Regions from separate parts of the Homo sapiens genome. Here regions 2 and 3 are each linked to region 1. A link is a contact called in ENCODE Hi-C data. All regions are on one chromosome and are shown on one strand. Each heading gives the region's core, a stretch centred on a gene start or an enhancer-like site at or near the end of the contact. The rest is flanking DNA. Distances are from core to core; before and after follow the strand shown. Region 1 holds the start of LINC00235 (long intergenic non-protein coding RNA 235). Region 2 has its middle 7.1 kb from the start of GNG13. Region 3 holds the start of MPG (N-methylpurine DNA glycosylase).

The links. Hi-C counts contacts between places; a loop is a spot of excess contacts on that map. Pooled maps may share reads with other maps.
Region 2: a loop to region 1 is called in a map of CD8-positive, alpha-beta T cell, with 5 times the contacts of the local background. The contact joins the enhancer-like site here to the promoter of LINC00235 in region 1. A Hi-C loop is called at or near these places in 1 of 168 maps with a recorded cell type or tissue (CD8-positive, alpha-beta T cell), 1 of 37 single-sample maps with no recorded cell type and 8 of 50 pooled maps.
Region 3: a loop to region 1 is called in a pooled map, with 5 times the contacts of the local background. The contact joins the promoter of MPG here to the promoter of LINC00235 in region 1. A Hi-C loop is called at or near these places in 4 of 50 pooled maps.

Annotation. Positions count from the first base shown.
Region 1 is chr16:524,563-528,930 of GRCh38, forward strand. LINC00235 (long intergenic non-protein coding RNA 235) reads right to left here and starts at 2,845. Exons shown (of 1, transcript NR_024121.1): 1 at 2,285-2,845. It overlaps CAPN15 (calpain 15), which reads left to right and starts at 3,150. Exons shown (of 14, transcript NM_005632.3): 1 at 3,150-3,467. RefSeq lists an enhancer at 1,709-2,270.
Region 2 is chr16:805,595-810,134 of GRCh38, forward strand. No RefSeq gene overlaps it. Among named protein-coding and RNA genes, the nearest start is that of GNG13, 7.1 kb to the left of the region's middle. RefSeq lists a silencer at 1,954-2,163 and an enhancer at 2,244-2,473. Within about 2 kb of position 1,542, at least 33 of the 41 ENCODE cell types and tissues checked have a DNase peak (open chromatin) inside an H3K27ac peak, as active enhancers do; they include CD8-positive, alpha-beta T cell, where a contact is called at or near this core.
Region 3 is chr16:76,583-81,249 of GRCh38, forward strand. It overlaps MPG (N-methylpurine DNA glycosylase), which reads left to right and starts at 1,643. Exons shown (of 4, transcript NM_001015052.3): 1 at 1,643-1,751; 2 at 2,843-3,118. The coding sequence starts at 1,728. RefSeq lists a silencer at 1,224-1,913 and an enhancer at 1,428-1,722.

The DNA of each region.
Region 1 (4,368 bases), core at 1,595-4,094:
GCAGATCCTGTCCCCAGCTGGCTCCTGACATTGAATGTTCTGAGTCTTGGTCAGTTCTGCCCGATGGAAGAGCACCAAGGAGTCTTGCCCGGCAGGATAGAGAGGAGCGGCTCTGCCCCTGCCCTGGAACAAGAGCCCCGGACGTGGGTGCAGAGCCCCTCACATGAGGACCGCCCCATCCTGCCTCTGCTGAAGGGCAGGTATAGGAAGGCTGGACCCCCTCAGCGGCCCCCCGGATGTGGGTGCAGAGCCCCTCACATGAGGACCGCCCCAGCCTGCCTCTGCTGAAGGGCAGGTATAGGAAGTCTGGACCCCCTCAGCGGCCCCCCGGATGGCACCCTGGCCCCTCTACCTGCTGGCAGTCCAGTAACCTGGAGGTGGTGGCCCAGAGAAAGGCGGGAACTTCTCCCAGGGCCCCGTCCATTGTTATTTTCACCTGTCCGGCCGCCCATTCTTTTTTTGAGACGGACTCAGTCACCCAGGCTGGAGCGCCATGTGCCATCCCAGCTCACTGCAGCCTCAACCTCCCGGGCTCAAGTGATGCTCCTGCCTCTGCCTCCCAAGTAGCAGGGACCACAAGCACACACCACCACACCCTAATTATCTTTTAAGTGGAGACAGGTTTCGCTTTGTGTGTTGCCCAGGCTGGTGGTCCGTCGTCTTTTTGACCCAGGCCTGTGTGGCTCACAAAGCAGGCAATTGCAGGGTCATCCCATCAAATCTGAGCATGGCACCAGAGCACACAAGTCAGCCACCTGCGGGCCTTGGCACCCTCGTGCTCCACGCCAGGGTCCCTGTGTGCTCAAGTCTGGGCTCCATGATGGCACTGGGGTTTGTTCTGTTTGCTGCTTTGTGCGCGTGAGGCTTTCTCTGGGTGCCTGAACAGATGCCTCCAGTTTCAGTTCTTTCTGTTTGGCCCTCCCCATCCTCTTCTCCTCCAGGGGGGATTCATGGCTCGCCTCTTGGCTCTTCTGGGCACTTGGCGAGCTTCTGCGCACTTGCGTTAGCTGCTCAGGTCTGTCTGGATGTGAGAGTCGTGTCCTCAGGCCAGGAAGCACTGGCACGGAGCAGGGCTCGGTCAATGGTCTGGATAATCCAGAGTCACTTACCTTCTGCTGTGCAGTCATTTACAATTCACGCCTGTGTGCCTGATGTCTTGTGACTCAGAATCTTCAAGACAATCACAGGCTGGCCTCACGGAGGCACGAGTGACTCATTTCTCTCATCGCACCCATTCCCTCCAGCACTCTCCTTGTGCGGGGAAACCTCAGTCACCTTGAAGACGCCTCCTGAGGCCCTCTTCTGGGTGAATGGGCTTCCTCCTTCACCATGACAGGCTACTGGGGAGAGCTGGGGTGCTCCCACCCTCTCCTCACCCCAAATGGGCCTGGCCTAGCAAAACTGGCCAGAACTGGCCACTCTGCAGTGAGCTGGCAGGGCCCTCAGCATCAGATCAACAGGTTCAACTGCAGCTGCCTCTCTGGTGGGGAGGTTATAAGGCCTGCTGGCTAGACCACTGGCCCCTGGCCAGGGAGCCACCTAGGCAGTGCCAGGGAAGGACTGGGAAGGGAAGAGAACCTGCGGTCCCTGAGTGAGGCCTTGACTGCACCCTCTCCTGTGGTTCGAAAGCCACACTTGGCCAGTATCCTGCCATGCAGGTGAGGAAGCTGGGGAGGACAGGGTCCCAGAGCCTTGTCCAAGTTGCAGAGAGGAGAGCCAGCTCTCACTCTGCAGCCCTCTGTGCCCCCAGACCCCCACTGGCCCCCGGGGACACATTTCCTGCCCTTGGGATGCTTTGGCATGGATATAGTCTGGGAACAAACGGCACATCCAGCTGCCCTGCCTGTCTCCACAGAGGGGGCAGCAGACCTAGGGGGAGGTGTCCAAGACACAGGAATGAAGTGTCCTTACCAAAAGCTTCCGAGGACAGAAATAAACCCCTCCTGCCAGCTTCTGCACTGACTGCAGCTAGAAGCCGAGCTCCACGTGGGACACAGGTGTCCCTGCTGCGGCATCTCAGCATGACGGAGGCCCATCCTTGGCTTTCCTGGAGCATGAATATCCTCTGAGGAGCACTGGCCCTGGCCTTGTAGGTCTTGCTGAGACTGGCTTAGATTTTCTGGCCCAGGAGCAATCGTCACCCAACCTCCCACTTGTAAATCTCGCCACAGAATCGGCCCACAACCGTCTCTCCGGAATCTCGGCGGACCAGCCCTGCTCCTGTGTCTCCCTCTCCCGCAGAGCCACTGCCTTCTCAGGCTCCTCAAGTGCACCTAAGAGCGGGAGTCTGGCTGCCCTCAGCACTCGCGTCCCGCCCTGCAGCCTGATAAGCTTGACGCCAAGGCATTCTCCCGAGAGCCGGCCCAGCAGCTGCTGGCAGGAGAGTGGCCTCAGGGCAGCGGGAAGGGGACCTCCGGGGAGAGAATGAGGCCTGCGCAAGGGTCCTGGAAGGACCCAGGAGTCGCCCCGGCTTCCCTCCCCCAGGCCCTGGTTGGGCGCCGTGGGCCGCGTCCCAGTTGAGCCCGGCGTGGCCGTTTAATGGCGTCCCTCCGCGACCGAGGACGAAGGGGCCTAGAGAGGCTGTGCCCAAGCGACGCTGCGAGGCCAGGCCGCGTCTCGGGCCAGGGCGGTCCCCTTGCCACCGCCGCTCTTGGCCGCCAGGACCAAGCACAGCACGCAGCGTCGCGAAAGGGGCGGTCCTGGAAGGCGCGAAGGGGTCTCCGGGTCTCGCGAACACGGCGGGGTCGGGGCGGAGTCGTGGGTCCTCGGTCGAGCGGCCGCCCAGAGCCCCGCGGGACACGGACGGCCCCAGCCCGGCTCCCCGCGAGCCCCACGCGTCTGTGACGCCGCTGATGCGCAGACGCCGCGGCTGCAGGCCCCGCCCCTCCGTGCCCCTCGCAAGGCCCTCTGGGAGTTGTAGTTCCAGCTCCTCCTCGGGCCGCCCCACTCCCTGATAATCCTGGAGCGCGGCGCCTCCCGGGGACCGAGGCCTCGGGCCCGGCCGTCTCCAGCAGCGAGGGCAGGAGAAGTGGCCCGGGCGGTCGGCGGACTGGGAGGGCGCCACCCGAGGACTACAACTCCCGGCCTGCCTCGCGCAGGCACCGCCCCGAGCTTCCGCCCCGTCGGCGCCGCGCAGCCCTGTGGGAGCCGTAGTCCGGGCGCGCGATTCACAGCGCCGCGTGCGCCCCGGGCGCGCCGTAGCCGCGGGGCCCGGGCCGGGCGCTACGCTACGAAGGCAGCGTAAGGCGGGCGCCGGACGCGGGCAGGGGCCGGGGCCGGAGCCGGGTCGGGGCGCCCCGCGGCTGAGGAGCGGGAGGCCGTCCGGGCAGCGCGGCCGGCGGCGAGAGGGGCCCCGCCGCTCTCCGGAGGCAGAAGTTGTGGATCGGCCGGCGGGGGCGAGCGGGCCCGGGGGCCGGGGCCGCGCTGCCCGGGCCGCGAGGACGAGGCGGCGCCGCCGGGCTGTGGAGGTGAGTCCCGTCGGCCGGGCCCGGCCGGGCGCCCAGCCGGGGACCCCGGGCGGGGAGCGCGGGCCCGGAGGGCGGCGGGGAGCGCGGGCTCGGCGGGGCGCAGGAGGCCTCGGGGGCCGGGCGCGCCGGGCTCCGAGCCAGGGCAGGGACGGCAGGGCCCCCGGAGTGGGGTCAGCCCGCCGCCCGCTGGCGCCTCCAGGCTGGTGGGGGCCAGGGCTGGGCGATGCTTCGCAGAGGAACCCAGAGGAAGGCGGGAAGTCGGCAGGGACCTGGGCCATGTGGGTCACTTGAGGCCAGCCCCGGGGGCCGCGCACACCGGAGGCGGCCTCGGCCCTGCCTGCCCTTGAGTGCCCTTATATCCGGGCCCATCGTGCGGTCCTGGCCGCCTTAGGGATGTTGTGCTTGGTGCGGGCATCACTCCCCTCACTTGGGGAACGGCCTGGGGGCGGCCACCTGGCGTGGAGGGGCTGGCGGGAGCCCCGTCTGTGCCAGCCATGCCAGTGTTCTCTTCCGTGTTCCTCTGGGGCTGCTGCGGCACCAGCTGGGAAGTTGCAAATCTGCTGTCCTCCCGCTGGCTGCAGAAGGGGCCCCTCTAGTCCTGACCGGGGGAACTCTTGTGTGGTCAGCTGGCCCTGGCCGGGCGAGCTCTCGGGGCCCCCTTACTGCTCTGGAGTTTGTTACCGGACTGCAGGTAACAAGACCCGGAAAGCAATGGTGAGGCCCAGAACCTGAGGCCAGGCCTGGGTGTGTGGGGCCAGTGGGGAAGACTGGGACTCCGTTGGGTGCTGAAGAGTTGTGTGCTTCTCCTTCGGGAAACCCGGATCTCTTCCTCTGCCCAGGTCTGAGGGGTGCGGAAACGTGAGTCACAGTTCAGTGTGGGAGTGCCCCGTAATTGCCTCCG
Region 2 (4,540 bases), core at 292-2,791, 280 kb after region 1:
AGGTGGCCAAGCTCCGTCTCGGGAAATAAGCCTGGGGCCCTGGGCGGCCGGCACTCACTTCCTGGCTATCTCTACCACCCCATGGGGCAGGAAGACACCCGCCTGCATTTCTGAGCTCCCAACCAGCTCAGGAACAGCGCAGCCGCTCGCAAATGCAGTGTGCGAGGTACAGACCGTTCCAGGGCCTGGCCTGCGCCCACAGGGAACTCCTGCCATGCGGGCCCCTTCTCACAAGGGGACACCGCCCACCCCCAACCCCTGGGGCCCAGAGCAGCCCCAGAACAGACACAAGCATCCCAAAAAGGGGGTCACTGGGGTAGATGCACACATCTGGGGACCCTGTGTGTCATCCCAAGTGGGCCATAGCCCTGGGCATCTGGTCTTAGGTCCCAGGGCTTTGCCAGCAGAAGCCTCCAGGTGTGCAGGGTCTGTGCTAGAGGCCTCCAACCGGCCACCATGGGCTGTCCACCCGTGTGGCAGCACCCGGGTCCCTGCAGCGCCTGAGACTCCTCGCACTCAGTGGACAGCAGAGCGCCCCTGAGCAGCCTCGGTATCTGCAGATGCACAAGGCTGGCTGGGGCAGAAGCAGGGGAGGGAGGGGCTCTGAGGAAGGCGCCTGCGTCCCCACAGATCAATCACTTGATGTTTGACATGACCTGCAAACGTTTTATTTGCAAAATACAGAGAGTAGACGACAGGAAGTAGCGGCTTACACCTGTAATCCCAGCACTTATGGAGGCCAAGGCGGGAGGATCCCTTGAGCTCAGGAGTTGGAGACCAGCCTGGACAACAAAGTGAGACCCTGTCTCTACAAAAAAATACAAAAATTAGCTGGGTGTGGTGGTGCGCACCTGTGGTCCCAGCTATTGGAGAGGCTGAGGTGGGAGGATTGCTTGAGCCTGGGAGGTGGAAGCTGCAGTGAGCTGAGATAATGTCACTGCACTCCAGCCTGGGCAACAGAGTGAGACTCTGTCTCAAAAAAAGTTGAGGCCGGGCATGGTGGCTCACATATGTAATCCCAGCACTTTGGGAGGCCAAAGTGGGCAGACCACCTGGCCAACATGGTGGAAACCTGTCTCTACTAAAAATACAAAAATTAGCCAGGGGTGGTGGCCTGCGCGCCTGTAGTCCCAGTTACTCGGGAGGCTGAGGCAGGAGAATCACTTGAACCCAGGAGGTGGAGGTTGCAGTGAGCCGAGATCATGCCATTGCACTCCAGCCTGGGCAACAGAGGGAGACTCCATCTCAAAAAAAAAAAAAAAAAAAAAAAAAAAATGTTTGGGCCGGGGGCGGTGGCTCACGCCTGCAATCTCAGCACTTTGGGAGGCGGAGGCAGGCGGATCACGAGGTCAGGAGGTTGAGACCATCCTGGCCAACACGGTGAAACCCTGTCTCTACTAAAAAAAATATACAAAAAAATTAGCCAGGTGTGGTGGCGGGCGCCTCTAGTCCCAGGTACTCGGGAGGCTGAGGCAGGAGAATGGCGAGAACCCGGGAGGCGGAGCTTGCAGTGAGCCGTGATCGCGCCGCTACACTCCAGCTTGGGTGACAGAGCGAGACTCCGTCTCAAAAAACAAAACAAAACAAAACAAAACAAAAACAAGTTTGGAGCCACGCGGCCACAAGCCTCTTAAGGACGCCTGGAGCTCCCAGAGCCCCCAGGAGCTCAAAGAGGCAGGAAGGGTCCTCCCTATAGCCTCTGGAGGGATCGTGGCCCCCATTACCTTTTCAAAATGTCACCTCTCCCCGCGGTGTGACCCTCGAAAGCTAGACGTGCCCAGGAGGCAGCAGCCCAGGCCCCGCACCTTCCCTCCCGCTCCCTCTGGCCGCCGGGCCTCAGCCAGCGCTGCTCCCTGACCCGCCTGTGCCCTCGCCAGGGCCCCTCGCCGCCGCCTCCTGCCGCCTCCCGATATGGCCAAACACCCGGGCGCGAGCCCCGCGTGCAGGCGCCGGGCCTGGGCCCCTGTGGCCGTCCCGCCAGCGGCCGTCTTCTGTCCCTGCATTTAGAGAAGGGGGATGGCAAAGGGACCCGCCAGCGGATCCCTCTTACAGGTGGGGAAACTGAGGTAAGACGGTCAGGGCTGGCCCCAGGGCGTGGCGGGCCCTCGGGGCAGTCGCCCAGACCACCCGGACGGCCCCGCTCGCAGCCTTCGCCCGCCCCGGCCAACTTTTCAACCGACCGTCGCGCGCCGTTTACTTCCGCCTTGGGAGATAATTTCCGGGTCCCGGCAGGAAAGGGTCAGCCGCGCACGGTGGCCGCCCGCGTGACGTCAGCGCTCGTCGCAGCCATCTTGGCTCCTGGCAGCGGCTGCCCAGGCCTCGGTCGTGGGCTGGGCGGCCATGTTGGAGTCGGGCAGGGCTCTCATATCCGGTCACTCTCCACTGGCGATGATCGATTGCATTTGACGGACGCGACGCTGGTCGAGAGTCGCTCGCGTTGCTCGACGTTTTCTGCAACTCCAGGACCGTAAAATATCTCGAAGACGGCGAAAGTCGCAGACCCCTGCAGAATCAGATGATCCAGAAGGATGCCCGCTGTCTTTTTGGTCCATTTCAGTTGTAAACCAAGAAGTAGCCGGGACAGGCCTCGGTGGGCTTCGGAGCGTGGCTCGGCAAGGTCGAGGTCGCGCCTGGGGGGACAGGTCGATGCCTTTCTCCAGAGATGGTTTTGAGGCCTCCGTATTTAAAGGGGGAAAGCGGGCTGCGGGGTAAGGAAGGCTCCGGTCCTGTTTCTGAGCCCACGGTGGGAAGAGAAAAGGAGGGGCGGGGGGTGGGGGGCTGGGGTCGCCGATGATGCGTCCGCAAGATGAGGGCAATGGAGAGTGAGATCTGACCTCGCGTCTGTAGTTACCTGCCCAACAACACAGGGAGAGGCAGTAACTTGACCGGCTCCGTCTTCGGCTTCGTTCTGTCCTTTTGGCAGCCTGAATTGGGGTCCTGAGCTTTTACTTTCACACCGTCCTCCACAGTTTCCTAAATGGGATCTGGAATGCTTCTTCCCTGGCACGCCTGTGAGATCTGAGGCAGAAGCCAGTGTACAGAAACAGGTGTCGCATCAGTAGGCATTCTCCAGAGGCCGACCAATATATTGGAGAGACGGATTAATAGACGGATGATAGTGGGTTTGTCAGGGGAATTGGCCCATGCGGTTAGGGAGGCCGAGAAGTCCCGGGAGGGATGCCATCTGCAAGCCGGAGACCTGGGATGCTGGCAGCCTGGCTCGGTCCAAGTCAGGAAACGGAAGAACCAGGGGAGCTAAAGGTGTGACTCAGGCCAGGGCTGAAAGCTGAGAATCCAAGGAGCCGCTGGTGTTAAGTCCTGGAGTCCCAAGGCTGGGGGCCCTGTCCAAGGGCAGGAGGAGGAAGAGAGAGTCCCAGCGCCAGGAACAAGAGCAGAACTTCTTTTCCCTCTTTTTTTTTTTTTTTTTGACAGAGTCTCGCTCTGTCTCCTAGGCTAGAGACAGAATGCAGTGCAGTGGCACGACCTCAGCTCACTGCAGCGTTCACCTCCCAGGTTCAAGCGAGTCTCCTGCCTCAGTCTGCAGAGTAGCTGGGACTACAGGTGCATGCCACCATGCCTGGCAATTTGTTTTGTATTTTTTAGGAGAGATGGGGTATCACCATGGCCAGGCTAGTCGCGAACTCCTGACCTCAAGTGATCCGCCTGCCTCAGCCTCCCAAAGTGCTGGGATTACAGGCGTGGACCATCGTGCCCAGCCCCTTTTTGTTCTATCTGGGCCCCCAGGCGATTGATGGTATCCGCCCCCATGGAGGGTCTTCCCCTTGGTCCCCCGACCCCCAGGCAGGCTCCTCTGGAAACCCCCTCGCAGACACACCCAGAAGCAGCGCCTTATGAGGTCTCTAGGGATCCCTTCACCCAGCCAAGTAGGTGCTTGAGATGACCCACGGCAGGTCGGACATCTCCCTCCTCGTCCACTAGGACAGTGTCTGATTTGCCCTCTTTCCCTCCCTGCATAAGCTGATCCAGAGAATTGTCACAAGACAGAGTTACAAATTTAGTTTAAAGATCCTCGTGGGCTCCATTCGTGATGCTAGATTCGGGCAACCGCTTGGCTCTACAGAGAGCAGGGAGTGCCCCGGGGGGCTGAACAGAGGAGGCTGGTTTTCTAGACGGAAGGGCTGAGGAAAGCGGAAACAGAAAACACGGATCGCTCACTTCGAAGCTGCTTTTCTTGTAAGGGTGAAAGCAGAAGAGAACTCCTTATTGTACCGGCAAGGATCAGCCTGTTTGGGGATTTGGCTGTTATTACTCTCCTGGTTTCTCAGAAGTTCAGATAAACAACTTAGCTTCAGTTTGGTGACATGGAACTTTTTTTTTTTTTGTTGTTGAGATGAAGTCTCGCTCTGTCGCCCAGGCTGGAGTGCAGCGGCGTGATCTCGGGTCACTGCAAACTCCGCCTCTCCGGGTTCAAGCGATTCTCCTGCCTGAGCCTCCCAAGTGTCTGAGATTACAAGCACGTGCCACAACGCCTTGCTGATTTTTGTATTTTCAGTAGAGATGAGGGTTTGCCATGTTGGCC
Region 3 (4,667 bases), core at 393-2,892, 450 kb before region 1:
CCATGTATCACTTGTAACATCAGAATAAATATAAGTACAAAGTAACACCCATCCTCTCCCTGCCCATCAAGAGGACAAAGGCTCAACTGGGGCCTCAGTTTCCCTACTAGACTGAGGGGGAGCACTCGGGGGGATGGGGGGCTGTTCCCACAGGAAGGAGAGACTCATTGTTTGGGAGGCATGGCTGCAGATAAGCAGGGAGGGTGTGGAATCACATCCAGGGCTGCTTTATAAACACGGATTGATGACACATTATGCCCCCACCCCGGGAAGCGGCACACAGTGCTACAAACAGCTGGTGGCTTCCAGCCGGCTGATGGCCCCTCCCTCCCCAGGAAGTCCTGGCTGGGGCCCATGGGGGTGGGACGGCTGGTCAGAGGAGGAGAGGCAGTTGGAGACCAGGTCCTGCCCTGTTAGCCTTTCTGTAGGACCAGGTGTCACACTCATCTGAGGGCTCCAGACACATGGCCTGTGCGTCTGTCCTGCCCAGCGTCTCCCACCTGACGCGGCCAGGTGCCCAGTTGCTCTTCAAGGCCTTTTCAGGTGCTCCTTTCCAGGACCAGGGTCACAGAAGTCAAAGCTCAGGAAAAGCCCCTCGAGGGTTTTTGTGCGGCAGAGGTGGGTTGTGGGGTGGGATTGTGCCTGCCACAGTGGAGGGGCCCTGCAGACCCAGATAAACCTTCAAGTGGCCAGAAGCGGGGGATGGCTCTGCTGGGTGCTGGGGCTGCCATGGGCCGTGGGAGCCAGCAGTGTGCCCAGCTCCCTCAGGGCCCGTCCCCTAGGCCCTTCCGTCCACTGGGCCAAGCACCGTCCCTGCCCCTCCCTAGGGGCATGGATCTGACTTGAGAGGTTGTGAGAGCTTACAGGCGCTGGGCCGTCGGGGAGGCCTCAGAAGCGTAGGACGGCTGCGCACTGCCGGGCCGTGTTCAGCCCTGGTCTGGCCTCGGCCTCTAGAGGAGGCTGCCTGCGCTCCAGCAGGCCCAACCCAGAACGTGGGCGAGCTCCCTTCAGCATCCCTGGGCGGAAAGAGGGATGGGGGCTCTGCTGCAGAGGCAGAATCCGCGCCGCTCCCTCCTTCCTTCCCCCGACCAGCCTGTGACAACCCCGGCCAGGGGCGGGGGCCTCCGCACAAGCCTGGCGTCCACTTCCTGGATAAGGACTCCCCGGCCCACTCCGGACCAGGGCTGGGGCGGCCTCCCAGGCGCTCACTCCGCTGGCACCCCACCGGAAAACACGTCTGCGGCCCGCCCCCTCCCCCAAAGCACGACCACTCCGCCCGGGCCCCTCGAGGATCCACTCAGGTTCACGACGGGCCCGTCCTCTCGGTGGTCTGACCACCGGCTGGTGGAGTGGGCTCTGGGGCCGCCAGGCGACCAGGGCGCAGGCGGGGGCGGACAGCTCATTGGGAGGGGCGCCGGGGCACAGTGCGGGGCTCGCCCCACCCCCAGGTGCCCCTTCCCCGCTCTCGCCTCGCAGGCACCGCATCGGGCCCGGGAATCGGTCCGGACCTGGCGGTGGGCGCTGGGAAGAGGATCCACCTCCACGTGGCCCGCCCCGCCCCGGGGGCGCAGCCAGTTCCCGGCGCTCACTGCCCCCCTTCTCCCGGCTTCCGTCCCCTTCTGCGCAGGCGCCGCTCCGCCCCGGTCCTAGGGGTGCTTCCGTGGTCGGCGGCTGCTGGGCTCCGCGCCGGGGTCCGAGTCCCACGAAGCCCCGGCCCGAGCCGCCGGATGCCCGCGCGCAGCGGGGCCCAGGTGAGCGCGCGCCTCGGCCGCCCCGCGGAACAGACGCGCCCACCCCCAGGCGCAGCAGCGAGCGCGGCCGCGGGAGCGGGAGTGCCGGGGACGGGCGTAGCGCCCACCGCCCCGAGGGTTCGGGGCAGAGCCAGAGCATAGGCCAAGGGCCAAGCTCGGGCCGAGAGCAGTGGCCGCAGCGCCCGGGGGCTGAACCCACGGCGCGCTGGCAGCGCGGGCCGAGCTGCGGAGACGGTCACGTCAGCGTCCGTTCCAGGCCGACTGGCAGTCTCCGTTCTACATTAACGTCAGCACTCCCGTTAAAAATAATGCATCTCTCCCATGCCAGGAGGACTTAGGTGCTGCTAAAGACCAGCCCTCCGGGTGCTGCCAGGCCGGCGCTCACCCGCCACCTTCATCTTCCCTTCTCCTTTGCCCCAGGACAGCCGAGGATGTGTGGTTAGGTTCCCCCTACCCATGGGGAGGCCAGAGGTGGGAGGCTGGCGGCCTGCTCGGTCTCAGCAGACCCTCCTAGTCCCTCAGGAGACCTTGCCTTTGCCCCACTTGCTCGTTATCCAGCCTGGGCCATGAAGCAGAGGACAGTTAGGGACCCTGAGCACGCGGTGGTCACCCCGGTGCTCACCCCTCCCTGTGTGTCCGACCTTGGCCCTGCTAAGATCCTGTGTTTTGAATTCTGGCAAGGGTTGGATGAAAGGGCAGGGCTCCAGAAACCAGCTCAGACGTTTGCTTGGGACCTGCATGATGAGTGGGAATCGGAGGGCACCAGCCCTGCTGTCCCAGGCTCAGGCCCCCATCTGCTCCCCAGGTCATGCAGCCTGGGCCCCCATGCCGTGCAGCTCGCACATATGTGGGGCAGAGCAGCCACCCTGCCCCCAGCAGCAGCCGTCCATCGTCAGACGTGATCATTTCCTGAGGCCTCGAGTGTGTCAGGGTGTTTGTGCCTCATAACAACCCACAGGATGGTCACCCCCGCTTTGCAGATGAAGAAACCAAAGCAGGTGGTCAGATCCAGTCCTTGCACTTCCTGAGCCTGACCTTACCACACAGCTGTCTCCTATTCGGATGCTTATTTATTTTTTTTCCCATTACAGTTTTGCCGACGGATGGGGCAAAAGAAGCAGCGACCAGCTAGAGCAGGGCAGCCACACAGCTCGTCCGACGCAGCCCAGGCACCTGCAGAGCAGCCACACAGCTCGTCCGATGCAGCCCAGGCACCTTGCCCCAGGGAGCGCTGCTTGGGACCGCCCACCACTCCGGGCCCATACCGCAGCATCTATTTCTCAAGCCCAAAGGGCCACCTTACCCGACTGGGGTTGGAGTTCTTCGACCAGCCGGCAGTCCCCCTGGCCCGGGCATTTCTGGGACAGGTAATGTGAACATAGCAGCGAGGGCCCTCCTGAAGTGCCTGTCACTGCAGTTGTCCCTGAACCCCTGTCCGCTGCCTGCTGGATTGGCCCTCAGTTAGTCCTCCTTGTCCTCATGCATTTAGCGGCTTTGCTCACACTGGTCCCTGCTTAGCTTCATCTCAGTTGCCTGAGGTCATCTGGGAAGAATGTAGAGATTGTCAGTGCTGCTTGCCCAGGGTGGAGCAGGGGTGCCACTGTCTGCCCCCGGCTCTGGGCATCTAGGGCAGGAGCACTTGCACCGTTAGCCTTCCTCACCGGCAATCCACCTCAGTTTTTCCACACGTGGGAACTGTGGCTGTGGCCAGTGTCGGGCTGCCCCTTCCCGCTGTAGTGGCTCACAGTGCAGTGCTGGCTTCCCAGGGCCCCTGCAGCTTAATGTAGGTCAAGGATCTGGGCTCTGCCAATCAGACTTGGAGTAAGAAGCAGGGACTGCCCAGGTCCCATCCTGGTGGGGCCTACGGTGCAGCCTGTCCCCACGAGCAGATGCTCACACAGCCGTGGCATCTTGGCTGGATCTGTTGGGAGCGAGGTGGTGGCGGTGGTCCTCGATGCCAAAGCCCCAGGCCTGCCTTTCTGGTTCTCCAGAGGCTCCAAGGCCTTCCCTTTGTCCTTTAATGAGCCTACTTTTAGGTTATAATCACCAAGAAGAACCAGAAGAGAAATACCAGTGCCAGGAGTTGGGTGCTAAAGGAGCAGACCCTAGAATGTGGGCTCGACCTCATGGAGAACAGAGAACATTCTGTCCCCATGCGGATCCTTCTAAAAGCACCTTAAGTAATGGGCATTTGTGGCCAGGTGTGGTGGCTCATGCCGGTAATCCCAGCACTTTGGGAGGCGGAGGTGGGTGGATCACGAGGTCAGGAGTTTGAGACCAGCCTGACCAACATGGTGAAACCCCATCTCTACTAAAAATACAAAAATTAGCTGGGTGTGATGACGGGCGCCTCTAATCTCAGCTACTTGGGAGGCTGAGGCAGGAGAATCACTTGAACCCGGGAGGCAGAGGTTGCAGAGAGCTGAGATCACGCCATTGCACTCCGGCCTGGGCGACAGGGCGAGACTCCGTCTCAAAAATAAAAAAAAAATACAATGGGCATTTGTGATACAACAAAACAGCACGTGTGGCAGGTGCGTCGTAGGAACAGGGCAAGGGCGCAGCATGGCATCAGGGACCACAATACGTTTGTCTCTATTCAGCATCCTTGTCAGGCCACAGTCATGCCCACTTGAGCCCATTGGTGGACAAGATGATGTCCAGCAGAGAAGAGGGTGTCTCACCCTGTGTCCCTTGGATCAGGGACAGCCCTCTGCCCTCTCCATAACCTCCTAGTGGATGCCCTTGCAGACCCCTCAGCCAGGCTTGGGTCATGCACTCATCCCTAAAAGGGTCACTGCAGTGAGTTGCCATGAAATCCCAGGCCACTCTCTGGGCTGAGGAGGGTGTGGTCTCCCCCAGGAGGCTCTGCCAACAAGGAAGAGGGGTGTGTGTTGGCCATGGGGGTGGGGAGGG